Linked DNA regions of Homo sapiens: all the other regions are linked to region 2. Evidence: read pairs that join two places in POLR2A ChIA-PET (ENCODE). Cell type or tissue: MCF 10A. All regions are shown on one strand. Links, peaks and the distances in the headings refer to the core of each region. The heading gives the core; the rest is flanking DNA. Region 1 overlaps RAPGEF1 (Rap guanine nucleotide exchange factor 1). Region 2 overlaps RAPGEF1 (Rap guanine nucleotide exchange factor 1). Region 3 overlaps RAPGEF1 (Rap guanine nucleotide exchange factor 1).

What was found. ChIA-PET counts read pairs that join two places held together with the same protein. Peaks named below come from ENCODE experiments on the same cell type or tissue, not always from the same donor. Only the 100,000 strongest peaks of a DNase experiment are listed, where the experiment ranks them.
Region 1: POLR2A ChIA-PET joins it to region 2 with 34 read pairs; 13 of 35 experiments call an interaction of 5 or more read pairs at or near these places.
Region 3: POLR2A ChIA-PET joins it to region 2 with 22 read pairs; 12 of 35 experiments call an interaction of 5 or more read pairs at or near these places.

The regions. Positions count from the first base shown.
Region 1 is chr9:131,709,934-131,720,883 of GRCh38, reverse strand. All of the region lies in intron 1 of RAPGEF1 (Rap guanine nucleotide exchange factor 1), which reads left to right. Among named protein-coding and RNA genes, the nearest start is that of RAPGEF1, 25 kb to the left of the region's middle. RefSeq lists enhancers at 7,815-8,314, 8,315-8,816, 10,674-10,773, 10,683-10,950. In MCF 10A, for the core only: no CTCF peak of the experiment used is centred there; DNase peaks (open chromatin) are centred at 6,343 and 6,613.
Region 2 is chr9:131,645,546-131,656,495 of GRCh38, reverse strand. It overlaps RAPGEF1 (Rap guanine nucleotide exchange factor 1), which reads left to right. Exons shown (of 27, transcript NM_001377935.1): 2 at 5,547-5,686; 3 at 6,254-6,367. Among named protein-coding and RNA genes, the nearest start is that of RAPGEF1, 89 kb to the left of the region's middle. RefSeq lists an enhancer at 713-1,213. In MCF 10A, for the core only: no CTCF peak of the experiment used is centred there; DNase peaks (open chromatin) are centred at 4,715 and 5,965.
Region 3 is chr9:131,698,192-131,709,141 of GRCh38, reverse strand. The region is part of intron 1 of RAPGEF1 (Rap guanine nucleotide exchange factor 1); the gene reads left to right. Among named protein-coding and RNA genes, the nearest start is that of RAPGEF1, 36 kb to the left of the region's middle. RefSeq lists an enhancer at 1,164-1,223. In MCF 10A, for the core only: no CTCF peak of the experiment used is centred there; a DNase peak (open chromatin) is centred at 4,821.

The DNA.
Region 1 (10,950 bases), core at 2,869-10,868, 63 kb before region 2:
TTTTGTCAATTTAAGTTTTATAGAGAAAGTTGGAAAAATAATTATATAGGGACACTTGTCTTGGTTAACTTGGACAGAGATTTTTTTTTCTGTTGCTGTGGAAAAGATACAGGCATAGGATTTTTCTAAGAAGTTTCATTTTTTATGCAAGTGATATACTGTGGGAGGAGGTTAAAGGAAACAGCCAGAAAGACAGGTAAGAAGCTTGATGTTTGTGACAAATTGATAACTTGCAGCCTGTGATGTTGGCAGGTGTTGCTGACAGGGTCATCTGGGGCCAGGTGGTCGCTGTCCTGAGGACCTGCCGGGTACCCAGAATGCTGCCTGCCTGTTCGGTGGCTCTCAAACGTCAGCACCTGGAGGTTTCTGGGCTCTGGCGCCTGGTTTCTGATTCAGTAGGTCTGTGGTTGGGCTGAGAATGAGCATCTCTAGCGAGTTCCCTGGGTGACACTGCTGGTAGAGGTGGGGGGTATCTTTGGAACCACCACTCAAAGTCTGGAGAGGAATTGGAAGGGTCATAGGGACTTACCTGTAAGATAAAAGGTTGCCCTTATAATAATAATGATGATGATGATGACGTAACAAAGAATTTCTGTGCAGTAATGCCAGGAGCTGTGCTATGTGTATTTAATCCTCTCAAAAGCACTGGAAGGAGGTGACAGTGGCCTCATTTTACAGATGAGAAAACTGAGGCCCAAGGCTGGGCACGGTGGCTCACGCCTGTAATCCCAGCACTTTGGGAGGCCAAGGTGGGCGGATCACCTGAGGTCAGGAGTTTGAGACCAGCCTGGCCAACATGATGAAACCCTGTCTCTACTAAAAATACAAAAATTAGCTGGGTGTGGTGGCCCATGCCTGTAGTCCCAGCTAATCGGGAGGCTCAGGCAGGAGAATCGCTTGAACCCAGAAGGGGGAGGTTGCAGTGAGCTGAGATCGTGCCACTGTACTTCAGCCTGGGTGACAGAGTGAGACTCTTGTCTCAAAAAAAAAAAAAAAAGAAAGAAAGAAAAGAAGAAAATATAGCTGTGTGGGCAATAGTCAGATGAACTATTCCCCTAACTTTGCCCCAATTCGGTGTATGACTATGTACAAATCTTAACTCTTTCAGATCTCAAAGAAAAGCTCTGTGTCTTAGTTTCCTCCTCTGTAGAATGAGAACAGTAACAGTATCCTTCTCTTATCGTGAGGATCTAATGCAACCACGAGAGTAAAATACACAGAAAGGAGCCTGGTACTGCATGGGCTAAGTGCCTAATGAACATCAGCTTACTACTATCTCTCCGGGTGACAGAGTGAGACTGTCTCAAAAAAAAAAAAAAAAAAAAAAAAAGCCCTGAAGGGTTTATGTGACTTGTCCAGCTGGGTTGAAGAGCTAGGTTGAAGCCGCTGCCCAGTATTGAAACAAACCCTTATAAAATAGAGAAGTAGCTTAATAATAGCCCCAAAAAGACATCACAGACTGAAGACTTTTCTAGTAGTATAAGTACACGTGAACAAGAAAATGGTGACACTTCTGCTTCCAGTTCATGCTTCTTGTCAGCAGTATTGCGAGGGAAAAACAACAGTGATCTAATGAGCCCTGACAAGAGATGGCCAGAAGCTGAGCAGTTGGGAAGAAAACTCTTTGGTGAATCTCACTCTGAATGTATATTGTGCCTTGGGATATTAGCTGATTAATTTGGATGACATATTAGTCATGATAAGCAAGACATTTACAAACTAAGCATCCAGAACGTGAAAACTAAAATTTTGCCAAGCACCGTGGCATGTGCCTGTAGTTCCAGCTACTCTGGTGGCTGAGGTGGGAGGATCACTTGAACCCAGGAGTTCAAGTCCAGCCTAGGCAACATGGTGAGACCCTGTCTCACACACACACACAAAAAGCCACAACCTCTAAAATTTAAATTATATCTGAAGTCACGCAGTACTCCCATGAGTAATTTTACAGCATCAAGTGTACGTGCTCTGTAAAGGGTTTCATCTCAGCCTTCTGTTTTGGGCTCTTCTGTCTCCTGAATTGCCATTTGGGAACAGGCAGCCTAGTCCCGTGGCACTAAGCCAGCTAGCTAAACACTGGTCCTTCTCAAATGCATGTTTCCAGCCCCTCTTTAGGACATTATGCACCTGAACCAGAACTCTTGGTTCTCCCCTTCACTCTCTGCCTGGTAACTCACCTTGGGTTCCCCTATCACAGTAAATAATGCCATTTTTGATCCGATTGTTCAGGCTTAGAAATCTTGGTTTGGATGAGAAAACAATGAGGGTGTCCTTGCCTCCTCTCTCCCAGCGCACATCCAGTCCCTCGGTAAACCCCTGCGATTTACTCCAATAAATCCTGACTGGTCCTTCTTAGTACCTCCTCTGCTGACCCCTTACTCCAGGCCACCGCCGTTTCTCCCTGGACTGCCCCATGCCTTCCTAACCGGCTTCTTGGTTTCTTCTCCCAACTCACAGCCATTCATTCTGCATTTCACAGCCAGAGTGTGAACTGGATCACATGGATCCTCTTTATGATTGCCTGGGGCTTCCCCACACATGTGAAGCGATCCGAGGTCCTCGACGTGGCCTGTGTGCGCCCTGGACTCTGGCCCTTAACTCACTCCCTGACACCCCTCTCCCCGTCACTGTGTCCCAGCCACACTGGCTTTTGTGCTCTTCTTCCAGGTGTTCCTTTCCCTCAGAGCCTTTGCACTTGCCGTTCTCTTACTGGAACATTCATTCCCCAGATATTGTAGGGCACCTGCTGAGAAGCCATGGACAAGAGCCACGGTTTAAAGGCTGCTGGTGCCACCGTTTGCTGATCATGTGATCTTGGGAAAAGTTGCTCACCCATCTCCTTTTAAAAATCAGTTTCTCATTGATAAGATGGATCCTGCGGTAGGGTTTTGGTGAGTTCATGCTGGGGAGTACTCGATTGGAAGAACTGGGCAAACATGAGTTCCTCTTCCTGTGTCCTTTGCTCCCTATCCCTAGCTGCCTCACATCTTTGTTCAGATGCCACCCAGAGAGGTCAGCCCTAACCACTGGGCCCAGAATAACAGATAGGGTGCGCATCACTTTCTGTCCCTCATCCCCCGCTCTTTTTCCCCCTTTAAATGTAGCCTTTTTTTTTTTTTTTTGAGACAGTCTCACTCTGTTGCACAGGCTGGAGTGCAGTGGTGCAGTCTTGGCTCACTGCAACCTCTTGGGTTCAAGCGATTCTCCTGCCTCAGCCTCCCCGGTAGCTGGGATTACAGGCATGCACCACCATGCCTCGCTAATATCTTGTGTTTTTAATAGAGACAGGGACCATGTTGCCAAGACTGATCTTGAACTCCTGAGCTCAGGCAATCTGCCTGCCTTGGCCTCCCAGAGTGCTAGGATTACAGGTGTGAGCCACCGCGCCTGGCCTATTTGCTTCTTTTTTATGATATTTTCCCTCATTGGGAGGTAAGCTCCCTGTCGGCTGCTATTTCACCAGAGCCCAGAATGGTGCCTGGCACATAGCTGACGCTCACTAATTTTTGTTCAGTGGATAGTGAGTACCCATTGTGTATGGACTCCACACCTCTTAAGGGAGACAGGTGCATTTTTACAAGCTTGAGGAGCACAGCCAGAGTGCAGGCTGTGACCGTGTTCATCCTCATGCAGCTCAGTGCAGAGGGCCATCAGCAGTGAGTGGCTCTGTCAAGTTTATCTGGAGGCGGGGAGTTGTAAAGGGCAGAGGCATCACAGCCTGGAGGCTGAGGTCAGCGGGCTGGCCAGGAGAGGGGCTGGAGTCTTCCCCAGTGCGGGCATTACCCCTTCCAATACTGCCATGGTCCAAGTGAAGCAGAGGCTGTGGGACCCGAGGCTGTGGGACCCTCAACACTGATCTTTGAGAGTCCACTGGATGTTGGCTGTGAGGTTTCCTTTGACTCGCTGGAGAGGAGGGACAGGAGCTACAGTGCAGGCAGGCAGGTGCACGGCTATGCACAGTGTCCAGTCGCCGTGTGAGGAAGTGGGAGATGAAGGTGGGAAAGGTAATTTGGGGCCAGACTCCAAAAGGCCTTGAATGCCAATCCACGTACTTAGGACTTCTACCTTTAGTATTACAGGAAGCATCGAGGGGTTTTTATTATTTTATTTTTTTGAGACAGGGTCTGCCTCTGTCACCCGGGCTGGAGTGCAATGGCGCGATCTTGGCTCACTGCAACCTCTGCCTCGCAGGCTCAAGCCATTCTCTCACCTCAGCCCCCCGAGTAGCTGTGACTACAGACACACATAACACAATGCTTAGCTAATTATGTTTTTCCTTTTTTTGTAGAGACAGGGTTTTGCCATGTTGCCCAGGCAGGTCTCAAACGCCTGGGCTCAAGTAATCAACCTACCTCTGCCTCCCAAAGTGCTGGGATTACAGGCATGAGCCATAGTGCCTGGCCACATCAGGGGTTTAAGAAGCATTCTCCTTACATATTTAGACTTTCCACCAAGTCTTCCAAATTTCTCCCTTTCCCATACTGAGGGCTACGTTTAGTTCCTGGCCAAGTCCTGACTTTGTAAAGAACAACAAGTAAACAGCTTCTTCAGAAGGCTGGATGCTGAGCCCTGATTGCCCTTCAGTGAACCAGCCTCATCCATGAAGCTTCTTGAAAAGCCAGAAACTGTATCATTGGGGGGGTCCTTGAAATCTGAAGCAAGGGACAGGTTCTGAGCCCCTGTGTTTTGCAGATTAGGTTGCACAAGAAAGATGGGCTGGTGACTTTGCAGTTCATTTCCGTAGATTGTCCTTCTAGGCCTGCCTGGATAGAAGCAGCCTCGTGTGGGATCCAGCAGCAGTGGCCAGTGGGATGGGAGCCAGCATATGTAGTTGTTGACACATCCCCTGCAGACGTGGGTCGGCGGGCTAGCTGTGGGAGAGCACTGCAATGGGAGTCAGTGACTTGGGGCCTCTAGCCTCCTGTGAAAGGTCTTTTTTCTCTGGACCTCAGTTTCTCCATTTTATTGTAATGAGTTGGGCTAGATCAGTAGTTCTTAACCTCTTTTTTTTTTTTTTTTTTTTGAGAGGGAGTCTCGCTCTGTCACCAGGCTGGAGTGCAGTGGTGCAATCTCCACTCACTGCAACCTCCACCTCCCGGGTTCAAGTGATTCTTCTGCCTCAGCCTCCCGAGTAGCTTGGGAGTACAGGTGCTCACCACCATGCTCAGGTAATTTTTGTATTTTCAGTAGAGATGGGGTTTCACCATCTTGGCCAGGATGGTCTCTATCTCCTGACCTTGTGATCTGCCCACCTTGGCCTCCCAAAGTGCTGGGATCCTAAGTACAGACGTGAGCCACCGTGCCCGGCCATTCTTAACCTCTTGAAACTCCTTAAGACTTTGGTGAAAGCCATAGACCTCTCTTCCCAGAAGAATGAACACGTGGTTTGCCGGCACCTTAGGAACCCCCAAAGCCCATGAGACAAAGCCCTGGATCTATAAGGCCCTGTCCCATCTGACCCCCGGCCTTCCCCTGGGCACATACCTCCAGCTACACAGGTCTTTCATACACACTGCCCCTTTGCCTGGTCCAGCTCTGCTCATCCTTCAAGTCTCACCCTTCCCTGACTTCCAGCTTAGATTAGGTCGCCCTGCTAGACATGCGTCCCCCACCCTGAATTTAGCACTGATCACCGGGATAACTAAGTGATTCTTCGTGCATGTTATCCGACCCTCCCCAAGCTCCGTGTTGGTATTTGTTGAGTAAATCTCTGAGGCCCCTCCAGCTATGACATTCTGAGACTGATCTATAAGTTTGCAGATGTGTCATAAGAGAGTCCCTGAGCTTGTATTTCCTATGACATTCGACACGTGGTGGCCTTTGCCTTCGATGATTTCCTCCAGGCCTGGACAGGAAAGTTACTTCAAAGCAGTCTCGGCCAGACTCGGTGGCTCATGCCTATAATTCCAGCACTTTGGGAGGCTGAGGCTCGAGGATCACCTGAGGCCATGAGTTTGAGACCAGCCTGGCAACCAAGCAAGATGCTATCTCTACAAAAAATAATTTTACTAATTAACCAGGCATGGTGGCAAGTGCGTATAGTCCCAGCTAGTCAGGAGGCTGAGACAGGAGGATTGCTTGAGCCCAGCAGTTGGAGGCTGCAGTGAGCTGTGATTGCACCACTGCACTCCAACCTGGACAACAGAGGGAGACTGTCTCAAAAAAAAAAAAAAAAAAAAAAGGCAGAGTCTAGAGGACCCCAGAAGACAGAAGAGTGCCTCCCAGACTTTCTGCCTCAGTGCTTTGCTAGGCCTGACCTCCAGGCTGGTCATCGCTTTTGTTTATATTCTGGGCTGAGCTGGAACTCACACTTGGAACATTCCCACAGTGCTTGGCGCTTCCTCGTATTGTTGTATTTTTCTCCAGGAGGGAAGTGACCAACATCAGACTTTCCTCCCAGCAGACAAATTCCATACACAAAGCTTTGTGTGAGCTACCGGGTACCCGCCTGAGAGCCCAGCCTCTGTTTCTTTGGTTCTGGGTGGGTGAGTGTGCACATTACAGGGATCCACGAGCCCTTCCCTTCTGAGCCATTTCTATCTAAAAAAAAAAAAAAATCTCCTTCAAGAAGTGAGCACCGCCTTGCAGGATCCTGACTCAGAGTTCGTCTGGAGCCAACAGCGTCTTGCGTGTAGGGACAGGCACTCCTTAAAATGTTTCCTACTTCAGTGGCCACAATATTACCCCTCTGGCTTATGTCATGTTCCACAATCAAAATATCATTCCTCCTGGAGTCCAGCTACTCGGGAGGCTGAGGCAGGAGGATCACTTGAGCCTAGGAGTTTGAGGCCACCTGGGCAATATAGGGAGACCCTGTCTCTTAAAAAAAAAAATTATTCCTGAGGTACAGATGTTTGTAAGATAAATTTTATTTTAATTATACTAAGAGAATGATTATTTACTAGAATATTGCAGTGGATCTTACTCTGATATGGGGGAGAAAATCCCTAGTGAGGGTAAATAATTTTTTTCAATGTATTGTATCTAAAGCTTGGAGATTTATAGGTAATAATAATAAAAACAGTGACAGCTATTCTCATTGAGTATCTGCTGTGTACCAACAAATTTTAAACATCTTTATTTTAGTTTAGTTTTTTAGAGATGGGTTCTCGCTCTGTGGCCCAGACTGGAGTGCAGTGGTGTGATCACAAATCACTGCAGTCTTGACCTCCTGGGCTCAAATGATTCTCCTGCCTCAACCTCCCACCTCAGCCTCCCAAGTCTGAATTCTTATTTAACCTTTAAACTACCCATGAAGTAGACAGCATAATGGTACACATGAATGTATGTGAAAATACAAGGTGTGGAAAGGTTTAGTTTCTATCCCAAAGTTGTTCAGCTAGGAAGTGCCCCCATAGATTCAAACCAGGCCAGCTGGCCTTCAAAGCCAATTCCTTCACACTGCCCTCCTGCCTCCTCTGGTCATGAGGAAATGGGTAGCAGAGGTTTTCCTAGCCAAGGATAAAGATTTGGGGGCTGGATCCAGCCCTCCAACTAAATGCCTAGCGTTGATCCCTGCCCCTCTCTGAGGAATCTGTGAAATGGGGAAGGGAGTCGCTGGAGCAGATGATCTTGTGGATCTCCTTGGGTTTTACAGAGATTTGAGGCTTGGAGTAGTCATACCTGAAGGAGTGACCTTGATAACACATGGCCAGGTCGGGTCTGATTGAAGGCAGTTCGTACAGCCACAGCGTTCTCGGCGTATTTGTGCAAGGCTTGGAAACTCATCACAGTGGCTGTGCAGTCAGCCTTCTGCTTCTGGTAACAGTTCACTTTTGATTCTTCCCATTTGTGAAGAATCAGAAAAATTTTCTGTTGTCTCCCTGAAATGTGGACTGGAGATGGGTCGCTTGCCCATCTTGGATTGCAAGCATATTGGTCTTTGGGGATGGCTCTATGTTTTTTTGTTTGTTTGCTTAGTCTGGGACACTGCAGAGGGGATGACTGTAAAAGACGCTTTCTGAGCTGGGGATTAGAGAGGAATTCTTAAGATTAGGTTATTCTGTTGCTCTCCCCCTCCCCCTACCCCTGAACAGTTCACATTGGAGTTATTTTGGGGGAGCCATGATTGAGAAGGGTTGGACCACAGGGTCCTCATTTCAAAGCTGTTCTCTCAAGGAAAAATGTCCAGTTCATTCTAAAGGTTCATCAGTATATTAGTTGTTTGGAACCTAGGATGCGTTTTTTCATGGAAACACAGTTACAAATGTGTTGGCCCCCAGCTGAGAAACGAGAGAGGGCACACCTGAGCCCAGGTTCTGTAACTGTGACCCATTGTTGTCTGTGTGCACAGGCGCCAGGAGGAGCTGCCCCAGACACGGCTCCTGACTTCAGGGGCTTCGCACTCCTGATAGGGAAGAAATTCCAGGGCCCAGAGTGGCCTGAGCTAAGGAGTGGGGAAGTGGAGGAAACAGCGCCCCAGCCGCCCATACCCTCTGACTCTTGCTAGGAGAGGAGAGGTTGTTTATGGATTAGAAACTCTGGTTAATGCATTCCAGGGGGTGGGGACAATCAGTGTGTGTATGTTGGGGATAATTCTCATTGGTTTATTCTGTCACCTATCCACTCATTTATTCAACAGAGAGTTATTAAGCACCTACTGTGTGCCAGGTATTCTGCTGTGCAACTGTTAGTTTTCACTGGACCCCTCTCGCGTGGTGGGGGTTCCCTGTGCTTTATTCCAGTTTGTGGCTGCAGTTTAATCTGGGGAGGAGCTTGCGGGCTCTGTGAGGGAAACAGGGAGCCTCTGCACCCATGCTCTTTCCTGCCACCTCATTGGAGACGGTGCGACAGACACATGCCATTTGCTTTGCCAAGTTTGGACTCTCAGGCCGTGATTTTGCAAAAATGATCTCTGTATTGGTAGATCAATTATGAGGCCTTAAGATCTTGTAGAGATTTGGATTTTGGTTTTTGTCTGTTTTGCATAAATTGGAAAGATTATTTCCCCTTCCTTCAGAAAGGAAGGGCCTGGTTTAACACAGTGGCCCACTGCGCCCAGAAACTTAACAGAGCATTAAGTGCCTCTTAAACTTGGTCTCTCTGGTTCTGTGGGTCTTTTTTGGAATGTTGTCCCAAATATTACTCCGGTTCTATACTTGCTCCCATTTTGTACCATCCAACTCTGTAAAATAAATTTACTTTGGTGCTTTTGACTAAATTGACCGAAGCCAGATATCTGCCACCTAAGCTAATGTATTTTCCGTCTACAATTATAAAAGTGATGAAGGGCTGGGCGTGGTGGCTCACGCCTGTAATCCCAGCACTTTGGGAGGCCGAGGCGGGCGGATCACTTGAGGTGAGGAGTTTGAGACCAGCCTGGCCAACGTGGCAGATCCCCCATCTCGACTAAAAATACACAAATTAGCTGGGTGTGGTGGCGCACACCTGTAATCCAGCTATTCAGGAGGCTGAGGCAAGAGAATCACTTGAGCTTAGGAAGCAGAGGTTGCAGTGAGCTGAGATTGCACCACTGCACTCCTGCCTGGGTGACAGAGTGAGACTCTGTCTCAAAAAAAAAAAAAAGGTGATAATAGGCACAGTGCAGTGGCTCACACCTGTAATCCCAGGACTTTGGGAGGCTGAGGCAGGAGGTTCACTTGAGACCAGGAGTTTGAGACCAGCCTGAGCAACATAGGGAGACCCTGTCTCTACAAAAAAATTTAAAAATTAGCCAGGCGAGGTGGCATGCACCTGTAGTCCTAGCTTCTTTGGAGGCTGAGGGAGGAGGATTGCTTGGGCCAGGGAGGTTGAGGTTGCAGTGAGCCATGATTGCACCACTGCACGCCAGCCTGGGTGACACAGCAAGACCCTGACTCCAAAAAAAAAAAAAAAGTTAAATATTCACCAGGGACCTCCTGAGTGTCAGGCAGCATGCTACGTACTTCACAAATGTTCTCTTTTGTTTGATTCTTATTACAGCTGAGGAGGTGAGACTGGAATTATGCCCAGTTAACAGATAAGGAAACTGAGGCTGCTGTGCTCAACTGGCAAAGCCAAGGGGAAGAGCTAGTATTTGCACCCAGGCTGGAGTGCAGTGGTGTGATCTCGGCTTACTGCAGCCTCCACCTCCCAGGTTCAAGTGATTCTCCTGCCTCAGCCTCCCAAGTAGCTGGGATTACAGCTTCGTCCCACCACGCCCGGCTAATTTTTGTATTGTTAGTAGCGACAGGGTTTCACCATGTTGGCCAGTCTGGTTTTGAACTCCTGGCCTGAAGTGATCCACACACCTCAGCCTCCCAGAGTGCTGGGATTACAGGCGTGAGCCACCTCGCCCGGCTCAGAGCCTGCATTCTTACCCATATTATGCTGTGGGGATTCTTTAGGGGCTTTTATAACCTCAAACTCTGGGACTGAAATAAATGAAATCTTTTCATCCACCTCGACATTGTCTTCCTTTTTACCAAGAATATGTGATTGATTTCATTCCCTTCTTTTCTTCTAGAAAACCCTTTGTTCAGAATTTAGGTAGCGTAGCACTTTCTCCAGCAAAATTGTTCCCAAAGTGCAGTGGGAGTTTGGAGCTTGGGGTTATAAATTCTTAGCTGTATTTGTCCCCAAGGTGTTTTCTTCTTTGGAGACTGAGGTGTAGCAGTGTTTTGATGTTTTGTTTCGTTTTGTGTTTCCCTTGGAAACACAGCATTAGTGAAATCAGCTTGTTTTCTCTGACAGTACTTGTTACGTGGTGCACACTGGTCTGAGCGTGGGACTCTGAAATAGAAGGCGTGGCATAAGGGTCTGTATGAAAATGTTTCTCCTGGCATGCCCCAGAATGGTTCATTTATGACTTTCAGCATTTTGATCACCTGATTCCCCATTTCTCCTGCGGAGAAAAGTGGTATTAAAAGTATTTGGACATAAAATTCATCTTGCAAGCCGCTGTTGTGCTGATGAGTAATAAAGTGTCAAAAGGATGCTGAGGAAAGAGCTTCTTAATATAGACCATGCCTGAGA
Region 2 (10,950 bases), core at 1,838-9,837:
CTCAACAGGATACAAGTCACATGGATTAGGAAACTGCTCTGACAGCCCATCTGACTTGGGAACCTGCCTGGTGAGGGAAGAGGCTGTGTCTTTTAGGGACACTGTGGGGCTGCCATCAGAAGACATGGAGTAGGGACAGCAATAGGATCCGTATGCAGGGAGGCAGGTTAAACCAAAGAGGGAAATAGACTAATAGGCTAAAAGCCAGATTGAGACTTCTGGTTCAGTGCCAAAGGAAGAGAAGAGTGGGCATTTATAAGGTCTCATTTACTTAGAATAGTGAGTTAAATGTTCAGTGTTGCAGAATAACTGGATGAAGATCTGGAAGCAGCTGGGAAATAAGAATTCGGTATCTATCGACCTTGCTATGCATCCAAGCTCCTTGTGTTGAGCGGGTGCCGTGTGCCAGGCATTTTGTGAAATACCTTATTGTATTATCCACAGTAAATATCTCATTTAATCTACATCACATCAGCCATCTCAAGAAATATAATGTTATCTCACTCATTTTCCAGACAAAATAAGGGAAAGATTTAGAGAGATGATATCTAAGTATTTGAATGCAAACATTCTGACTCCAGTGCACACCCCCCTTTTAGAAAATTTTTTGGCCGGGCGCGGTGGCTCACACCTGTAATCTCAGCACTTTGGGAGGCCAAGGCAGGTGGATCACGAGGTCAGGAGATCGAGACCATCCTGGCTAACACGGTGACACCCCGTCTCTACTAAAAATACAAAAAAATTAGCCAGGCGTGGTGGCAGTCGCCCAGGCTGGAGTGCAGTGGTGCAATCTTGCACTGCATGCTCTGCCTCCTGGATTCACGCCATTCTCCTGCCTCAGCCTCCCGAGTAGCTGGGACTATAGGCATGTACCACCAGGCCTGGCTAACAGTGCACACCCTCTTAAGCATCACATGAAGGATTAGACTGTTCACATCCATGTTGAAGTATAAAGAAGGAAGTATAAACTGTAAATGGGATCCACCCTGCTTGGGTGAAGAGAGAGAAGAGGCAGGACAGAGGGGAGCGGGAGAAGTCACACCATCCCAGTTCATTTGAATGCGAGGGATGACTGCTGACATATGAGGGCTGGTGTTGAGAGCCTCCTGACCCTGTTGAGCTGTTCCAGGTGAGCTAGCCAGGTGCAGCAGCTTCCTGTTGACTTGTGTCCCCATCTGGGGACTAAGAAGGGCTTTCTGCAGCTCTGGCCATCACACAGCTGTGAAGCTGTTTGGTTTGACCACATGTGAATGCGGGTCAGGCCCTGGCTTTTCTCTTTGGTCCAGAGCGCAGTGGGTGCCTAGGTAATTTGCAAAGGGCAGGTAGTTTATCTGATCCTGCCTGGCCACCTGGAAGGTCTTTAGCAAGGGAACTGAACTTTGGCCTTGTTAAGTCACGTGCAGCAATAGTAGACAGAGTGAGAGCCATGTAGTGCAAGGTGCCGTGCTATTTATTTGGAGGGTTGTTTTGTTTGGTTTTCTGGTTTGTTTTGTTGTACTAAATTGCTGGAAAAACTTGACAGAGGGAGTGCTTTTTATTTTTAAAACTACAGGTATTTATTTTTCCATTGCGTAGGACAGTGTTTTGTTGCTTAATTTTCAGCCAATTTCAAGTATTTCTGCTGTTACTAAAAGAAGCAGTCTTCTTCCTGGGATATTTTTGTTGTTGGTTGGTTTCTTCATTTGTTGAATATATGTTTACTGATTATCTTCTATGGGCCAACTGCCATGTCAGCACTGGGAAAACAGGCATGAACAAGACAGGTACAGTCCTCAGGGAACTTGTCCCCCAAGCCTTTATTTTTTTGAGACAGGGTCTCGCTCTGTTGCCCAGGCTGGAGCGCAGTGCTCACTGTAGCCTCTAACTCCTGGGCTCAAGCAGTCCTCCCACCTCAGCCTCCTGAGTAGCTGGGACTACAGGTCTGCACCACCATGCCCAGCTAATATTTTGTAGGTAGAGACAAAGTCTCACTCTGTTGCCTAGGCTCCAACTCCTGGGCTCAAGTGATCCTCCCGCCCCAGCCTCCCAAAGTGCTGGAATTACAGGCATGAACCACTGCGCCCAGCCATACTTGCATTCTTGTGAGGAGACAGGTTTAAATAAATCGATTAATAAGATGTTTTCAGACACTGGAACTGGTTGTAATAATGCTGAGATGAAGGAAGACTGCCAGTGGGCTTTTTTAAAAAAATAGCTTTATTGATATATAATTCACATATCATACAATTCATTCAAAAAGGGTACAGTTCTTTTTTTTTTCTAGTAATTCACTGGGCTATACAACCATCACCATATTCTAATTTTAGAATACTTTTGTACACCAGGAGAAAAAACTCCATACTGATTATAGCAGCCCCTCTCCATCTCTGCCCCGTCCAGTCTTAGGCAACCACCAATCTACTTTCTGTCTCTATGGATTTGCCTATTCTGGACATTTCAAATGAATGGAATCATACAATATATGGTCTTCTGTGGCTGGCTGCTTTAGCTTAAATAATGTTTTCAAGGTTCAACTGTGTTGTAGCTGATCCGTACTTAATTTATTTTTATTGCCAAATAATATTCCATTGTATGGATATAATACATTTTATTTAGTCATTCACAAACATGGACATTTGAGTTTTTCCCACCTTTGGCTATTATGAATAATGTTGCTGTGAACTTTCCTTTGACTTACCTGTACAAGTCTCATGGATTTAGGCTTTCATTTCTCTTGCAAATCTGCCCAGGAGTGGAATTTCTGGGTCACATGTCAACTCTGTGATCTTGTGAGAAACTGCCCGACATTTTCCAAAGCAGAGAAACCATGTTACATTCCTACCAGCAATGTGTAGGGCGTTCAGTTTCTCCAGTCCTCACCAACACTTGGTACTGCCTTTTTTATTAGACCTAGTGTGCGTGAAGCGTTACATTTCCTTAATGGCTAATTATGTTGACCGTCTTTCCATGTGCTTATTGCCAATTTGTGTATCTTCTTTGGAGAATGTCTGCTCAGACTCTTTGCCCATTTTACATTGGGTTACATGCCTTTTATTCTAGAGCTGTAAGAATTTTGTAATGTTTTCTGTATACAAGTCCCTTATCAGGTATAGCTGACCCTCCATATCCGTGGGTTCTGCAGCCTCTGCTGATTCAGTCATGGTCAGAAATATACAGGGAAAAACAATAAAAATAACAGTGTAATAATGCAGATTTTAAAATAAAGTATAACTATTTACATAACATTTACATTGTATTTGGTATCGTAAGTAACCTATAGATGATTTGAAGCATGTGGAGGATGTGTGTCATACACAAATATTCCACTGTTTTATATAAGGGACTTGAGCATCGTGGATTTTGATCCCCGCAGAGGATCCTGGAACCAAGCCCCTGAGGATGCTAAGGGATGGCTGCATATGATTTTTAAATAGAGTCATGCTCTGCATAACGACATTTCAGTTAGTGACAGACCACATTATAACATATGTAGGGCAGACCACATTATAATCTTATGGTCCCATAAGATAATCATAAAGCTGAAAAATTCCTGTCGCCTCGCCTGATGTAGCCATCATTACATCCAGCGCAATGCATTACTCACCTGTTTGTGGTGATGCTGGTGTAAATATATAGCACATATGGTTATGTACAGTACGTAGTACTTGATAATAAATGACTATGTTACTGGTTTATGGATTTACTCTACTTTTTATCATTATTTGAGAGTATGCTTCTGCTTACTAAAAACAAAAAAGTTAACTGTAAAACAGCCTCAGGCAGATCCTTCAGGAGGTGTTATAAAAGAAGGCATTGTTATCATAGGAGATGACAGCTTCTTGCATTTTATTACTCTGAAGACCTTCCAGTGGGACAAGATGGGGAGGTGGAAGATGGTGATACTGATGATCCTGCCCCCGTAGACCTAGGCTGATTAATGTGTGTCTGTCTTTGTCTTTAATGAAAAGTTTTAAAAGTGAAAAAAAAATAATAATTTTTTAAATAGAAAAAAGCTTAAAGAATAAGGATATAAAGAAAGAAAATATTTTTGCCCACCTGGGCAACATAGTGAGACCTCATCGCTACAAAAAGTTTAAAACTGAGCCAGACATTGTAGCACTTGCCTATAGTCCTAGCCACTCGAGAGGCTGAGGCAGGAAGATGTCTGAGCCCAGGAATTCCAGGCTGTGGTGAGCTGTGATCACACCACTGCACTCTAGTCTTAGCAAAAGAGTGAGACCCTGTCTCAAAAAAACAAAAGAATAAAAATGTTTTTTTTAAATTAAAAGTTTATAAAGTAAAAAAGTTACAGTAAGCTAAGGTTAACTTACTGAAGAAAGAATATTTTAAAAATAAATTTAGTGAAGGTTAAATGTGCCATGGTTATAAAGTTTACCCTGGTGTACAGGAGTGTCCTAGACCTTCACATTTACTCCCTGATTTACTCAGAGCAACTTCTAGGCCTGCAGCCTCCATTCGTGATAGTGCCTTTCACAGGTGGAATTTTTAATCTTTTATACCATTTACCGTACTTTTCTACATTTAGATATGGTTGGATACACAAATACCATTGTATTACAGTTGCCTGCAGTACTCAGTACAGTACCGTACTGTACAGGTGTGTAGCCTCAGAGCAATGAGCTATTCCATATAGCCTAGGTGTGTAGTAGGCTATCCCATCTAGGTTCATTTGAGTATACTCTATGACATTTGCACAACGAAGTTGCCTAATGATGCATTACTCAGAACTTATTCCTGTCCTTGAGCAACACATGACTGTATTTTCTTTCATCCTGTGGGTTTGTTCACTTTCTTAGTAGTAGTATTTGTAGTGCAAAAGTTGTTAGTTTTGATGAAGTCCAATTTTCTATTTTTTTATTTTGTTACTTGTGCTTTTGGTTTTGTATCTAAGAAAACATGGTCAAATTCAAGGTCACAAAAACTGTTTTTTTCTGAGAGGTTTACAGTTGTAACTCTTACATTTAGGTCTGATCCAGTTCAATGTCAGATAGGAGTGGTGAGAACAGATGTCCTAGTCTTAATTCCTGATCTTTGGGGCAAGTCTTTCAGTCTTTCACCAGGGCCCAGAGGATTTTGAACACCTTACTTCTGATTCAGTCACCGCTGCCAACTCCAGAGCCTTGCACATGTCACTTGTTGCAGTTTCTTAAAGAATGAAGAGGTTGATGCGAAAGGGCCTTCCTTTCCAGTTCTCACATCCTACACATCTGTGATTTGACTGGGTGTTCTTTCTTCTCAGCCAGTTCCCTTGGATGTTAGTTAGATCATCACACAAACTCTGTAAGGACACTTGGGAATATTTGCAAGTTCTTTTTCCATATTTATTTGGACTGCCTTTGATTTCCACAATTCCTTGATGAAAATTGCAAAAATTGAAGCATGTAAGCAGAAATGTTTTGTAATGGATCCATACGTCCTTTCCCTTGAAACTCTCAACAGCCAAGAAAAAAGATGGGTTTGGGGACATTGCTCATTTCCACAAAAGGTCAATGAACCATCGCTTCTTCCCACTCCCATCTAACAGTCAGTACCCTCTTTGTTTTCAGACTCTCAGCGTTCTCATCTCTCTTCCTTCACCATGAAGCTGATGGACAAATTCCACTCACCCAAAATCAAGAGAACGCCATCAAAGAAGGGAAAACCAGCTGAGGTGTCCGTAAAGATTCCAGAGAAGCCTGTGAACAAAGTAAGCTGACTCTGGATGTTTCTCCTGGCCTCACCTGCTTCCAGCAATATGAGTTTGTGCGATTTGTATGTTCCCTCCCTGGGGATTGAGCTTTCAGTGCATCATACCTACTTCGTAGCATTCCATGGGCGGGACCTTTGGTGTCCTTGTAAAATAAGAACCATTAGGATGGTGAGTGTTTGCCACGTTAGCCAAGCTCAGTTGGCTAAGACAGTTCTCCTTTTCCAGCTGTGTCATCCTCTGGGCATTTAAAACAGCTCAGCACATCATGTCCACACCCCAGGCTGCTGCCTCCCTGCCCTGCAGTTCCCTACGTTGCCTTGGCGCACACTCAAACACAGGGAACTCTGTGATGTCCAGAACATCCATCATTTGGCTTTAGGGCCTGTGCTCTGAAACATGCAAACCCCTTGAGACACAGCCAAAGATGTCCTCAAGAGTTAGTGGCCTCAGCAGGGCCAGTCAAGCCAGATATGTTGAAACAGCTATTGACTTTCATCAACCCCTCCCTTCGGCCTCAAACAGCCATTTCAAACTCTGTAGGAATCCAGGTTTCCTCTCTTCCAGGAGGCAACAGACAGATTTCTACCAGAGGGCTACCCTCTCCCCTTGGATCTGGAGCAGCAGGCAGTAGAATTTATGTCCACCAGTGCTGTGGCTTCCAGGTCTCAAAGGCAGAAGGTCAGTGTAACATTAAGAACAATTGGGTTTGCCTTGCCTTCTACTGCAGAATCCTGGTCCATGGTTTTGGGGATGGAAAAAACTCTATTGCACTATTATTATGTTCAACTGGGTGGTGACCGTGGGCTGAATTGTTCAGGAAAGAGTCCAGGGGACCTTGGATAAAAGTGAGAGTTTATGCAAGGTCCCATGATCTTTGGAGAGAGCTTTGTGGCAAAAGCTTAGGGATTCTTTCTGGGGTTGGTTTGGGTGTGCTGCTTGGGTCCAACGGGTTCCAGGGGATGTGGGCGAGTCTCATCTCTCAAGACCAGCTGTTCCTTGAATTGCTAAGATGATCTGAATAGTTTAGAAGGGAAAAGGCTTCTGAAGCCTCCGAGTGCTTTCTTACCCATCTCACAAGGCTGGTGGAGTGCAGTGAGACCGCCGCATAACCAAGTGCTCTCAGAGCCCCAGACACCTGTGTCCCTAACATTTATGGAGCCTTTTCTTGGTCCAGTGCTGAGTGCTTTACATGTGTCCTCTTACTTGTCTTCATAGCAACCCTGATGTGTGAAAAGTTATTTTGCCAAAAAGGAAACTGGATCTATAGAAATATTAAGCATTTAGCCAAAGTCGCACAGCAAAAAGGTGGCAAAGTCAAGATTTGAATGCAGGCTGTCTGACGTCAGAGTCTGAATTGTCGAGATGCTACGTTTCCTCTTTATGAAAGACAGAATTTTTAATATCTCGTGAATTTAAATATTAATCCTGACTCATTACATAAAAATAAAACTAGGCTGGGCACAGTGGTTCACGCCTATAATCCCAGCACTTTGGGAGGCTGAGGCAGGCGGATCACCTGAGGTCACGAGTTCAAGACCAGCCTGGCCAACATGACAAAACTCCGTCTCTACTAAAAATACAAAAAAAAAAAAAAAAAAAAAAAAAATTTAGCCAGGCATAGTGGCAGGCGCCTGTAATCCCAGCTGCTTGGGAGGCTGAGGCAGGAGAATCACTTGAACCCGGGCGGCAGAGGTTGCAGTGAGCCGAGATCACACCACTGCACTCCAGCCTAGGTAACAGAGTGAGACTCTGTCTCCAAAAAATAAATAAATAAAACTAAACTTAGCAATGTAAAATAAAATAAACCTTGTAGACAGATATTCTTAATCCTTTAGTGATTATCCAAAGTATAATTTCTATGTAGCAGAACTACTGTCACAGCCATCCATTTAATGCCGCTGGTAAACACTAGCCTGTTATTTAAATACATAATTCTTGAATTTTGCAGTTCATCTATTTTTGGGTTTTATGTTGACCAGCAGAATATCTTAAAATTTTAGTTAAAAGTGGAGGAAAATAAAGGTTTTAAATCTAAAAGTCTTTTGTTGAAAAGTGGTTTTTCCTGCCCCCTCTTTTAACGAAAGGTGACTGACAAGCAAGAGGGAAACAGTCAGTGTTTGCCAGATTGATCTAAATTCCAGATTGAAGAAGAGTAATACAGTAGATTTGGTCTGTGCCACAGTTATTTTTTATTGCAATCTGTTTAGTAACCTCTTGTAGCCGAATGTAGTATTAACTACAAGTAGAGTGTAATTGTCATCCAACACTAGTCCAGGCAGTCAGAGTAAAATGATTCACTTACTAACAACGTTATCCTGCTAGTGAATTCTGATATGAAACTGTTCGGCCACTCAATTCCTGGGATTTCCCCCCTTTTTGTTGTTTTTGTTGTTTTTTTGTTTGTTTGTTTGTTTTGAGATAAGAGTCTCACTCTGTCGCCCAGGCTGGAGTGCAGTGGAGCAATCTCAGCTCACTGCAATCTCCGCCTCCCAGGCTCAAGCAATTCTCCCGCCTCAGCCACCCGAGTAGCTGGGACTACAGGCGTCCTCTACCACGCCTGGCTAATTTTTGTATTTTTTAGTAGAGATGGGGTTTTGCCATGTTGGCCAGGCTGGTCTCAAACTCCTGACCTCAAGTGATCTGCCCGCCTCATCCTCTCAAAGTGCTGGGATTACAGGCATGAGCCACCGCACCCAGCCGGGATTTTCCCCTTTATTCATTTTTCCAAGAGAGGTCACAGAGAAAAATTCAGTGCTAAAGTACCGCTCATTTAGTGGGGTGCCTGTAAACCCCAGGGGCCATTTGGCAATGTCTGGAGACATTTTTGGTTGTTGCCATAGGAAGGCAAAGCAGATGTTATTGGCTTCTAGTGGGTAGGGGTTGGGAAGCTGCTAAACATCCTACAATACACAGGACAGCCCCCCACACAACAAAGAATTCTCTGCCCCAAAATGTCAGTAGTGCCAAGGCTGAGAAACCTGTTCTGTAGCAGGGAGCTGTAGGTGTGATCTTCACCCAAGAAGGAATGTTACCCCTTTTTCATCATTGCTCATTAGGAAGGGTTGGATGTCTGTGTTCTGTCCCAAGCCACCTGCGTGGGACAAGTAAATGCGAACCTCTTGCTTCGTGGAGGCCCATGGACAGAACCAGAAGCATTGAGAAACTTCCCAGAGTACGTGGACTTAGAGGATTATGTCCAAGAAACCTTGCAGTGGGTCTGTCATCTGCTGCCCTCGTTGATTATTCATTAGCTCTCTTACCACTTAGGGAGTGATTACGTACATTCTTATTTTACTTCAGGTCATATGCATGGCTTTCCCTGCTCAGATACGAGGGAAATGGAAGTGCAGGGAGATGAAAGTACAGATTCAGATTCGCTGCCACTTCCCGAGGGCTCCTTCTCGCCCCAGCCCTGTCCTGGGTGGTTTCAGACATGCTGTCTTATTTACTCCTCACCATAATTGTGTGGGGAAGCTTTTATTATTCCCACTGTGCAGACAGTGTTGGCCCTGGTGCACATTTTCTTGATCAAAATCTGTTTTTCTCACTATATTCTGTTGTCTTCCCAGACTGATTCCACATTAGCAGTCTCTTGCATCTTCTTAGTGAATTTAAAAATTCAAAGTACATTGTGATGAACTTCTAAACTTTTTTGCAACCTTTTAACAAGTCTAGCAGTGAGCTGCAGAGTGTTGAAGTTGTAGAGGAAATTTAGCCATATACTGGGTGTCCAAAGGTATAATTACAATGAGCAGTGAGCAGGGGGTCCTGGGAGGTGTTAATGCCCCATCTCTGAGGGCATTTGGACAGAGATTGGATCCGAGTGCTCTTGGGTGGATTCCTGAAAGCCTTTCCCCTTCAGCTCTTCCAGGGAGATGCTGCTGCCGGACAGCCTGGTGGCAGGTGGTGATTTGGTGCTCTCATTGTAACCAATGTCTGTGTTCGACATGTCTTCTTGCTAGGCCTCACTGTTCTGGACTAATAGGAATAATGTTGCATTGCCATTTTTTTTTTAATCCTGCAATTCTAGTTTTTTATTATACTGATTGTGACTTGCCCTCCCCCTCACTCCCTGGCTTTACCCACATTTTCAGGGTACACTGTCCTATAGTGTGGAAATGAGGCTTATGTTGCTGTGGAGAGGGGAGGCACCCAGGCTGCAGATGGGACAAGGAGTGACAGAGCAAGTCGGGTGTCCCGGCTGCGGCACGGCTGTGGGGAGAGAACTGTCTGGAGAGGAGGGCCAGTTTTCCTCACCCTCTTCCCCGCCATCTCCTGTGGCAGCACATGGCTGTGGAGCCACAGCCTGGGCGTCAGAAATGAATATGGCCCACGGGGCAGGAAAGGCGATGGGGATTTTATGTCCATCTCTGCCATCGGGGTCTTAGTTTACTCGTTTGTTAAATGAGATCTTTTTGACCAGGGGATCTCAAGTAAACTTTTTAACTTCAGCACATTTCTGATCTGGTCTTTATTCTCCTCTCTATCTCTCCAGGCTCTGAACTCAGACAGACCAAGTTCAAATTCCATATCTGTCACTACAGCTGTGTGGCCTTAGGCAAGTTGCTTAACCTCCCCCACGTCCCACTAAGCCTCAGTTTCCCCACCTGTGAAATAATAGTATCCACTTCACAGGGTGGTTGTAACCTTTAAACAAAATAGCCTATATAAAATCCATAGCACAGTGGGTGCCTCCATGTCCCCGATGAGTGGTAGCTACGATCTGGCCTCTTTCTTCCCTTTCAGATGTTCCCATCCTAGGCCCTCTTTCTCTGCTTTATTACTGGCAGGTATATGGTCTCTGGTGTTGGTATAGTGCCTGTTAAATGTTGTGAACCACTTCATATGCTTTCTCATTCAGTCCCCCACAGTCACCTCTTTAGTTACACGGGGCAGATGTTATTCTCCCCATTTTGTGGGTGACAAGCCCAAAGCCCAGCAGTTGGCTTTGTCTCTAAGCCATCCCCAGACACGGACAGCCTCATTTAGTTTCCAGGCTTATGTGGACCAATGATGGCAATCCATCCCCCACAGCAGGAGGGGTGCGCAGGTGAACGCACCTGCCCTCGGGTTATGCAGCGAGGCAGCTTCAGCAAAGCCAAGGCATGGAGTCCCCAGTCCGAGCCAGTGCTGGATGTGGCTGTGTGGCTGTGAACTCTCACTGCTGGCTGCATTCACAAGGATCCCCAGCTTGACAGCTGAAAGGCTGGAGAATGCACAACACCCAGAGGCCATTAATTCTGGGAGTAGAATCTGAGTTC
Region 3 (10,950 bases), core at 674-8,673, 54 kb before region 2:
CTCCTGACCTCATGACCCACCTGTCTCAGCTTCCCAAAGTGCTGGGATTATAGGTGTGAGCCACCGCGCCTGGCTGAACATTTTTACTTTTTTAGAAATGTTCCAAGTCAGCCAGGCACAGGGGCTCACGCCTGTAATCCCAGCACTTTGGGAGGCCAAGGTAGGCGGATCACTTGAGGTCAAGAGTTCGAGTCCAGCCTGGCCAACCTGGCGAAACCCCGTCTCTACTAATAATACAAAAATTAGCCAGGCCTGGTGGTGGGCACCTGTATTTCCAGCTACAGGCATAAGGCTGAGACAGGAGAATCGCTTAAACCCAGAATGTGGAGGTTACAGTAGCCGAGATTGCGCCACTGCACTCCAGCCTGGGTGACAGAGTGAAACTGTCTCAAAAAAAAAAGAAAGAAAGAAAAAGAAATATCCCAGGTCAAAGCTTTGATATCTAGGAGTTTGAGGCTTTTGTGATATTTTTTGATTTAGATAATGTTATTAACAGCTTTTAAATATATAGCACTTCCAAAAGTTCCAAAGTACTTTCAAGGTACTTTCTGTAAAATCTTTCATTTATCCATCCTGGACACCCAGGAAGTGGGACAACAGCCTCTCTTAACACCTACTCTGTCTCTCTAGGGCTTGGGGTCATGTCAGCTTGAGGAGGAGGAAGTTGGCAGGGCCACAGAGCAGTGCAGTGGTACATTTGGAGCTCAAGGACCTTTAATAGTGTCTCAGTGCAGGACAGTCTGTTGACGCACTCAGCGGCCTTTTATCACAGTTATTGACCCAGGAGACCGGCCGGCTGGCAGGCATGCCAGAGATGACATATGCGAGACTTCACCAGGTCTTTGCCTCCTCTTGCCAGAAGAAGTTGCGGTAGCATTTGATCAGTAGCAAGACAGTTTTTTCACAACTGCATATATGGGTGTGTTTATGAAAAGAAAACAAATAACTGGAAGAAAATGCATGGAAATATTAAGAGCAGTTGCTGTTTGTCAAATCATAGATCATTTTCTCTTAAAAAGAAAGTAGGTGGGATGCTAATTTACTGTCAGGTTCCAGCCCTTCTGACTTTCTGTGAGTCATTCTTTTGTCTAACATGTTACTTTGGAAAGGGTACTCCTTAGCAATCCTTGATTGGATCCAAGTTTGAACAAAACGGCTATTAAAGACATTGGGGGACAGTTCGGGAAATTTGAATATGAACTCCATGGTGGATTATAATGAGGAACTGTTGCTCATGTGATTATGTGTGAAACGGTGCTGAGTCATGTAGGAGTGTGTGCTTTTTTGAATAGTCATGCTGAAGTATTTAAGGGTGAAGAGTTATGCTATCTATAATTTACTCTCTAAAATCATAATCACTCTGTGATTTTCCCTGTATACACGTTAATAAATTTGTATGCCTTTTCTCCAATTAAAAACAATACTGTAATCCCAGCACTTTGGAAGGCCGAGGCAGGCAGATCACATGAGGCCAGGAGTTCAAGACCAGCCTGGCCAACATGATAAAACCCCATCTCTACTAAAAATACAAAAATTAGCCAGGCGTGCTGGTGCACATCTGTAATCCCAGCTACTCGGGAGGCTGAGGCACAAGAACTGCTTGAGCCCAGGAGGCGGAGGTTGTAGTGAGCTGAGGTCATGCCACTGCACTCCAGCCTGGGCAACAGAGAGAGCCTCTGTTTCAAAAAAGAAAAAATCAAAATAAAAAAACAGGTTCAGCAAAATATACTGTATAAATAAATGGGGACCTAAGATAAGCAAAATGGGATAAGTTTAACAAGTGTTAGAGTCCAGGTCATCGATATATGAGGTTTGTTATACTTTCTTTCATGTATTTTTACACATTAAAATAAAGAACCAGTTCTGACTGTGTCATACATAGTACAGTGTCTTCAGAATGGGCCTTAGCAGACACCGGTATTTACTGAAGCAGACCAAGATGCGGTACTCTTCTGAATTCAGCACCGTGTGGGCTGGTGTCTCCAGCCAGCCAGGAGAAAATCAGCATTGATCCAACTACTTAAAAGCACCACTTTTAGAATAGAAATTTAATATGTTTACTTACGTTTGGATTGTCTCTGGTTCTCCTTAGAAAACCATGAGTTAAAATGTCTGAAGATTTTCATTGGAAGCAGCTGGGTATACAGACAGACAGGTTTGATGTTTTATTTTGTGGTTTTGTTTAGTTGTGTTCAGTAATTTAAATGAGAAGAGTGGTAGGACCACTGTTGGTAGTAGGGATTTCAAGATCCACAGTGAATTGGAGATTAAAGAAGAGAACAGAGCAGTTCTGGTTTTTAAGCCTTCACAGGCCCCACTGACCAGGAGCACATCTTTGGCGCATAGGGTTTTATTTGTTTGGGCTGATAGACCCGGGGACTGCGGTCCAAAGTCCATCTCAGAAGGAAAAGCCGTTTTTCATAGCGCATGGTGTCCTGCTGAAGAGCCGAAATAACAGGGATAGGGAGTGGTCCTTCACAGTTTATTTGTCTTTTTCTTGAAAGGTTGCTTACATTTTGGAAATGGGATTATAGAACAGTGTTTACAAACTGGAATTAAAGATTCCCAGGCACACTGGATGCAGTGGCTCACACCTGTAATCCCAGCACTTTGGGAGGCCGAGGCAGGCGGATCACTTGAGTTCAGGAGTTCGAAACCAAGACCAACCTGGGCAGCATGGCGAAACCCCATCTCTACCAAAAATACAAAAAATTAACCAGGCATGGTGGCGCGCGCAAGTAGTCCCAGCTACTCAGGAGGCTGAGGTGGGAGGATTGCTTGAACCTAGGAGGCGGAGGTTGCAGTGAGTCAAGATTGCACCATTGCACTCCAGCCTGGGTGACAGAGCAAAACCCCTGTTTCAAAAAAAAAAAGAAGAAGAATGTCAGGGCACCACCATGACCCTGATCTGCAGCCCACATTCAACGTGGTTGTGAAATCTTGGTGGGTGGATGATGGCCCCAGGTTCCAGGGCAAAGTAGCATGGTCTGTGTCTAGTTTAGGAACAAGTGAATGGGAATCCTGGGCATATCGTTATGTGGATTTGCTACAGACAGTTGGGACAGACCAGGCGGCCCCTGATTTCTGCCCGGATTCCCCTGTGTTAGGAGCTCTGGAGAATAAGACTTTAACCAGAGCCAAAGATGATCATGATTAGGAAGGGCAGGCCCAGAGTGCATTCCAAAGGCAAATTTAAAGGAAACTGTTATCTGCCATTTAGATCATTTACGTGTGTTTCCATGTCCTACACCTGGGGAGTTGAAAAGCCGCAGAGGCAGAACACTAGTGTGAAAAACATGAGTCTTACAGCCTCCACCTGCTGTCACCCTACAGAGCATTTGATGCCTGCTAGAGAAGCTTCTCTAGTGATTTGAGACAGTGTGGGACACATACCCGATGAGGGGACCATTATACTGTCTGACTTATGGTTCTGGTTTTTATTTTTTGATAGCTCTCAGGACCAACCCCAAACAAGAAAATGTTTTTTACATTAATGGATGCTTCTCGTGGTCGAGAAATCTGACTCATTTGTATTACCGCAGTGAGTTCCAGCAGGCCCCAAACAGAAAAAAATAAGATGGGGAGTGGGACGAAGCAGTGGCTCAAGTGTGACCCTGAGAGTTCCAGCCAGAGCTGTGGCCCAGCCTGCTCTTTGACCTTGAACAGATGCATTTTCTAAGGCCAAATGCCCTCGCTTTCCTCGTCTACAGTGGCCTGTTCCAAATGACTGCATCTTATTGTGTTATTTAATTTACATCCATGGTTTTTTTTTTTTAATTGATCTGTTTACCACTTGATTGTAAACCACCTGAGGGCGGGCAGTCGCAGGGTTCATTGTTTTGTCCCCAGCACTTGCACGGTGCCTGGCACATGTGCCCTCTGTGAGTGCTCCCTGGCTGCAGTTTCCCTGCTGGTATGAAGAAGGGTAGGCTTATGCAGGGCATGGTGGTTCCTGGTGCACAGTGCACAGTGGACGTGCAATAAATAGTAGTTACCAGTGCCAGCAGGTGTCTTTGGGACTTGGAAGGTGGCAGGTGGTTATTTGGGACCTGGAAATGTTCATTCTTAGCCTTTAACTGCCCAAAGTAGTAACACTGGAGAATGAAAATAGGTACACCTTCCTCTATCCCACAGCAATTCTGAGTTTACAAACAGTAAATGTGTTGATGATTGTTCAGTTGCAAATATTACTTCACAAAAGCCCCTCCTAAAGAATCAACATTTAGTTGTTGATTCATACAGCTGGAGGAAACTTTGAAATTTAGAGCTAAATTGAACTTCTCTGAAATAGGCTTATAATCCTGCCCTCCCAGAGGTAGGCAGGCAGGCAGGCACCCTGCCTGACTGGCTCCTTTCCTTCTTTCCTTTCCTTTCATTCCTTCCTTTCCTCTCTTTTTTTCCCTCTCTTTCGAAATGATTTGAAGAGTTGCTTACAGTGTTCATTTTGGCTCTCGGGAGTACAGCACTGACAGAAGTTTCCTTGGGAATTAAAAATTGCAGCAGTAATTGCAAATTGAATTGTTATCTCCTTCAAAAATCCCAGCAGCTCCAGGCCATACCAGCCTGGTAAATGGAAATGTTAATGATTTGCATGTTTGTACACAGTGTGGGTGTGAGCGAATGAAATTAACACCCTTAGTAGAAGAGCTGAGTATAAAAAGCTTCAGCCCACAGACCTTGGCAGATTGTGGGATTTGCTGTGCTGGAAGCAGATTGGCAGGCCCAGGTGGGGCTGGGGGTGGCAGGGGGTGAGTTAAGGATTTGCCTCAGTTTTGAATGCCAGTGGTTGCTCTGCCATAGGGGCAAATTTAGAAATGTTTGGATTCCAGCCAGCAAAGGTGTTTAGACTTGCCTCTGCACACTAGATAGCAAAGTAGCATCTGGGGCAGCTGGATGCCCGTGTGCCAGCTAATTAATATTGATCCAGAATGCACAAGGGCTGGGTGCTGCAATAACCACCGGCTCAGTGCCTTCTAGCTAATAAGTAAGACAAGACAAATTACTTCACATTTCCAGGCCTGTGTCTTGATCTCTAAATGAGATTAATAATAATGCGTACTTTGAAGGACTACCGTGAGCACTAAATGAGATAATTCACATAAAGGGGTTATAGCCCTTAGCATACAGTGAGCATTTAATGAATATTAGTGATTCTTGTTATGCATTGCATAGTAAAGAGAACCCTGGATTTACCAGATCCATGGACATGGATTATCTGCCTGGCTTCATCCCAATCCCAATGGCTGTGTGAGTTTGGGTAATTCTCCACCTGTTTCTGTCTCTCAGCTTAAGGTATCGCATGCCTGATGGTCTTGAAGGACCCTTTGCAGGCTGTGCATCAATGACCATCAGCAGTGGTCACTGCCTTTCATATGTGCTAGCTCCTGGAGCATTCAGTACCTGCTTAGACAGCATCGGTTTGGCTGAGCTGAGGGATCATAGGAGTGCTTTTTATGGTGTTGAATTTCTTTGAAAATTTCTTTAGAACTCTGGAGCCCAGGTGCCAGGGTGGAGTCTTTGTTCTCCCACTTTCTAGTTGGCTGTCCTTCAGCAAGTTACTTAATTTCTGGGCCTCAATTTCCTCATCTGCAAATAGGGCCCACTTCATAGGATGTTGTGAGGATGAAGGAGTCTGTCCATGCAAAGTGCTTAGGACAGTGCCTGGCGTGCAGTCAGTATCCAGTCAGTTTATTATTGTTATTGCTTTTAGGCCACATACAGAGAAGTTACATTTAATTTTGGTTGAAATGATGTTACATTATTAAAGAAAAACATTGGAACAAACGGACAAAATGCAAACAAGAAAATGCATGTTGAGTGGCTAAGCCTAAAAGACATAAATGACCGGGCATGATGGCTCACACCTATAATCCCTGCACTTTGGAAGGCTGAGGTAGGAGGATCACTTGAGCTCAGGAGTTCAAGACCAGCCTGGACCACACAGTGAGACCCTGTCTACAAAAAATTTTAAAAAATAAAATTAACTGGGCGTGGTGGCACGCATGCAGTGGCATGGTGATGACTCACTGCAGCCTCTGCCTCCTGGGCTCAGGTGATCCTCCCCGCACTTCAGCCTGGGTGAACTGAGACCCTGTCTTAAAATGAATGAATGAGTGAATGACCTAAAACATAGTGAGGCGGCAAAAGTGTTAGTCAGTGCCATTATTCTTTTTCAGAGCGGCTGCACGATGCATATTTTTCATAGAATTGTCATCGTATGCAAATAATTTTGCTTTTTTTTCTTTTAATTTTATGCTTCTATGTGGTCTTAATAACTGCTATGACTATGACATTCCATCATGTTACTGTTCCATAACTTATGAAATCATTCACCTGCTGTTGAATATCGAAATTATTTCCACTTTTTACAGGTCAGGCAGCAGTAAGTAGCTTCATTAATATAGTTTTGTGATTCTGTTGGATGATGTCCTTAGGATAAGTTCCCAGTGTAAAGTTCCCAAGCCAGGAACATAGAAATAGCTTTAAGGATCTTGCCTTGTTGTTTTCCAAAAGTGATGCATTTTCATGAGTGATGTATAAATTTACCAGTTACTCTCAAGCACATCAGCACTGAATATTATTTTGAAATCGTTCCTCTTGTAAAACTTAAACTACACTTACAAACACCATTTTGATGAATTATCTGATGGCACGGGACTCAGAGAAAGGGTATGGGAAGTTCAAAAGCCATTATCGGTGTTAAGAATCCATTTTGTTATAAAATTTAATTTCCCACAGTCATTTGCTTTGGGCTTGACTCAATCTCATTCAAGTGCTGAGTTTCATAGAAAGGAGACATGAGGCTTTATTTAAGCGTACCCAATTACCATCACAACTTTTTGTCTTCTGCCTTCCAGAGAGCAATGATTATTAAATACTTGAGTTTCTTCACATGAAAGAGACAGAGTGAGCCCAGAAGTGTTGTTAACATTGTTAATGTAATGCTTACTGTTAGGCAGCGTGACTAATGACCCAGCAATCCCTCTTCGCTGCTTCTGTAGAGAGCTAACCATTTCCCTAACTGCATATGGATGACAAGAGCATCAATTCAATTGTTAGGAAAATAGATACATTAAACAGTTTGCTGGGAGGGTAGTTTGAATCAACTAGTGTAGAACGTCAGGGCGTTGGAGTGAATAGAACGGACAAGGCCATTGGTTCATCAGTGAGGTTAGAGGCCATATTGGGATGTAGTCATAAACTGGTTCAGGGTAGGAGAGAAAGGTAAACAAAAGATTATTTAACATGACTTTGGAATCACAGACATCTTGAGCTAGAAGAGAAGAGTAAAAATCTCAAATTATTCCCTAATTTTGCCAATGAAGAAATTGAGGCTTCTAGAAGTGAAGTAACTTGTCTGAAGCCCTGCAGCTAGAGTGTGGCTTTGTGTCTCCTAAGTTAGGATAGCAATATAACAGTGATATAATAACGCATGTAATAATATAAAACCATACAACATACTGTATATGTTATGATTTTATATTTACATGTTACAGAATATTCAATACATTGTATATGCAATCCATTATGTATTGTATCATATATAACATATGATGCAATAATATATGTAACAATGATACAATAATAACATATTGGGATACAGTATTACAATAATGCCAGTGGCTTCCTATTTGCCAGGCATGGCACTGAAAGGTCTGTGTATATTAGGAGCTTCCATTTGGGAGCAGTTGACATGTAACTAAAGTGTCCTGGAAATCGGTTTTTTCTTAAGTGAAAGATCAGATGTTGGAAAGGGAAACCCTAAGTGTGACAGAATTTTTCTCATGAGAAGTATGGGTGTAGTTTTGGGTGTGGGTAAGAAAAGGGAAGGAAACTTCATTCTGTCATCAGATACCTCCAAATTTAGAACAATATCTATCCGTAGCCATTGGTTTTCGGATATGCTTTACCCTGGGAACGTGCGTAAAATACATTTCCGTGTTTGGCTATTTCTTTCCCAGCTGCATAGAGGGTGTCACCATTATTTTAGATAATAGCCATGGCCAGTGCCCACTTTAATCACTTTTCCAATCACTTTTCACTGATTGCTTCTAAGGCACTTGATTTCAGATGTCACTTTTTGCTGAAATACCTGGATAACTGTTTCAGGGGGCCTTGTGGACTACCGAGAAGTTTGCCTCCAGGGGTTGGTAAACTTCTAAAAGTGCCAAGTCATGAATATTTTATGCTTTGCAGGCCCAAGAAGCAAAAGTAAGACTATTATGTAGATACCCATAAAACGATTTAAAGTGAAATCATTTAAAAATATGAAAACCATTCTTCACTTGCAGGCTACGAACAAGCAGCCTCCTGTTTGACTGGGGTTGCTCAGCGAGCCTTCTGGCTTCTCCGGCACACACACATTCAGGTCTCCATCTATGCAAATGGAGACCTCCTTCTTCTTCTCACCACTGTAATAAGGAGAAAACAGACAGTGGAAGGTTTGTAGAACCTCATGATTGACTATAGAGGCTTTCAGCATTTTTCCTTTACTATTAAATGGGACACTGTACTAAAAAAAATTCTATTGTTTCTATATTTGTTCATTTATTGATTGGATGTTCATTCATCCAACAAATGTTTATTGAACAGGTCCTGTGTCTCCACTGTTCCAGGCACGGGGGATACCTAATGAGGAAAATAAGACATCTCTGCCCTCTGGAGTTTTTAGTTTACATATGAACAAGTATAATATGTAGGCTTTTGGATGACAGGTATCATATAGAGGAGCCAGGGAAGGGGACAGGATGGACAGGGGAAGAGGGTTGTTAGTTTTACATGTGATGGAAAGGGAGAGTGATCAGAAATAAGGAGCAGAATCCTGTGTGTTGCAGATGTCTGGGCAGGCGCGCTCCGGAAAAGGAAGAGGTGGCGCAGAGGCCCTGACCTGGGAATGTGTGACTAGGGCGGAGGCTGGAGACCCATGGCAGATGAAGCCAGGCCTTGAGATGACTGTAAGGACTTGGAAGGGAGAGCCAGTGGGATTTACTGAGGGGTTGAGTATGGGGTGAAAGAGAGAAAGAGTAGTCTAGGACGACCCCAGTGGTTTTCTCCTGAGCATCGGAAGGTTGACTTTCGAAGCAGGAGAGCTTCAGTGGCACAGATTGTGGGGGATGATTGGGGCTGTGTGGGTACAGAGTGAGTTTGAGGTGCCTGTCAGAGAGCTACAAGGAGGTGGCCATTAGGCCATTAAAATCTGGAGTATAAAAATCTGGAGTTCAGAAAAGAAGTGTAGGCTTTTTTGAGAGTTGTTGACATAAAGATGGTGTTTAAAGCTATGAGACTGGGTGAGATACCAGCAAGTAAGTCAGAGAAGAGCAGGGGCCAAAGCCTGAGCCCCAGAGCACTCCAGCATTAGGAGGTGGAGGAGATGAGGGAGCACCAGCAGAAACCTCGAAAGACCTTCCAGGAAGGTAGGGGGAAAGCAGGAGACTGGTGTTCAGAAGCCAACTGCAGAAAGTGTTCCTGAGGAGGAGGCAGAGAGGGGGCTTCGGTGACACATGATGCTGACTGGGTCAAATCCCTTGAGGACCAAGACTTGGCCTTGGCATTCAGTAACATAGTGGTCACTGGAGACCTTGACAAGAGGTGTCAGTGGGGCCAGGCGCAGTGCCTCATGCCTGTAATCCCAGCACTTTGGGAGGCCGAGGCGGGCGGATCACCTAAGGTCGGGAGTTTGAGACCAGCTTGACCAACATGGAGAAACCCTGTCTTTAGTAAAAATACAAAATTAGCCAGGCATGGTGGCACATGCCTGTAATCCCTGCTATTCAGGAGGCTGAGGCAGGAGAATCACTTGAACCTGGGAAGCAGAGGTTGCAGTGAGCCAAGATCACGCCATTGCACTCCAGCCTGGGCAACAAGAGCAAAACTGCACCTCAGAAAAAAAAAAAAAAAAAAAAGTGTCAGTGGAGTGTTGGGTGTGAAAGTGTCAAAGAATGAGCAGAGGAGAATTGGCCACAGGGAGCATGGGCGTTCTTGGAGTTTTGCTGAAAGCGGGAGTGAAGACACAAGGTGGTAGTTGTTAAGGGTATTGCGGTCAAGGGAAAGTTTTTTCATAAAGGGTGAAATAATGGCAAGGTTGAATGCTGATGGGAATGACCTGGTAGAGATGGAAACATCGCTCAAGACCAGGAGAATTGCCGGACGAGAGAGAAGTCCTGATTATCAGCTGTGGTGCATTGAGTATTTACAGTCCTTGCTGACAAATCACCCCGCTATTTAGGGAGCTTAAATAACAACTGGGCACCTAGTTTACACTTCTGCAGCTGGCAGTTCAGGCTGGGCTGCTGGGCTCCTGGTCTTGCCTAGGGTTCCTCAAGTGTCTACAATCAGCTGCTGGGAGGGCTTATCCCTGGGCCTCCAGCAGGCTAGCCCAGGGTCCCTCCCGTAGTGGGGTTGCTCACCTGGTCGGGGAAGGGGGGCAGCCCTGAGGCCCCAGGTCAGAAGCCGCACAGTTACCTCTACTTTATTTCATTGGCTAAAGCAGGCCACAGGCCAGCCCAGATTCAAGGGGAAGGGAGAGAGAGACCTGCCCCCTCCTTCTACCCGCCCTTCTAACAGGAGAGTGCAAAGTCATCTTGCCAAGCTGTGGGTATGAGGAGCAGGGAATCGTTTGGCCATTACTGCAAACAATTTGTCACAGCTGTCTGTGAGCTAAGCATGTTGCTTTCAATCATCACAAGAGTTCTTTGGGGTAGGTAGTATGATTGTGATTTTACAGATGAGAAAACCAGGTCACTGAGCATCCAGTAACTTGCTCAAGATCATGCAGCTAGTAAGTGGCAGAATTGGGACCTAAACTGGTCTCTGACGTCAAAGCCCCTTTCTTCCCTATTTTCCCTTCCTGCAAGTGTCTGTTTACAAGGGCAGACTAGAGGGCCCCTCCTCCCTTTGCTTGTTAGGCATGGGAATAATATTTTTGTGGATGATGATTATCTCATAATCAGG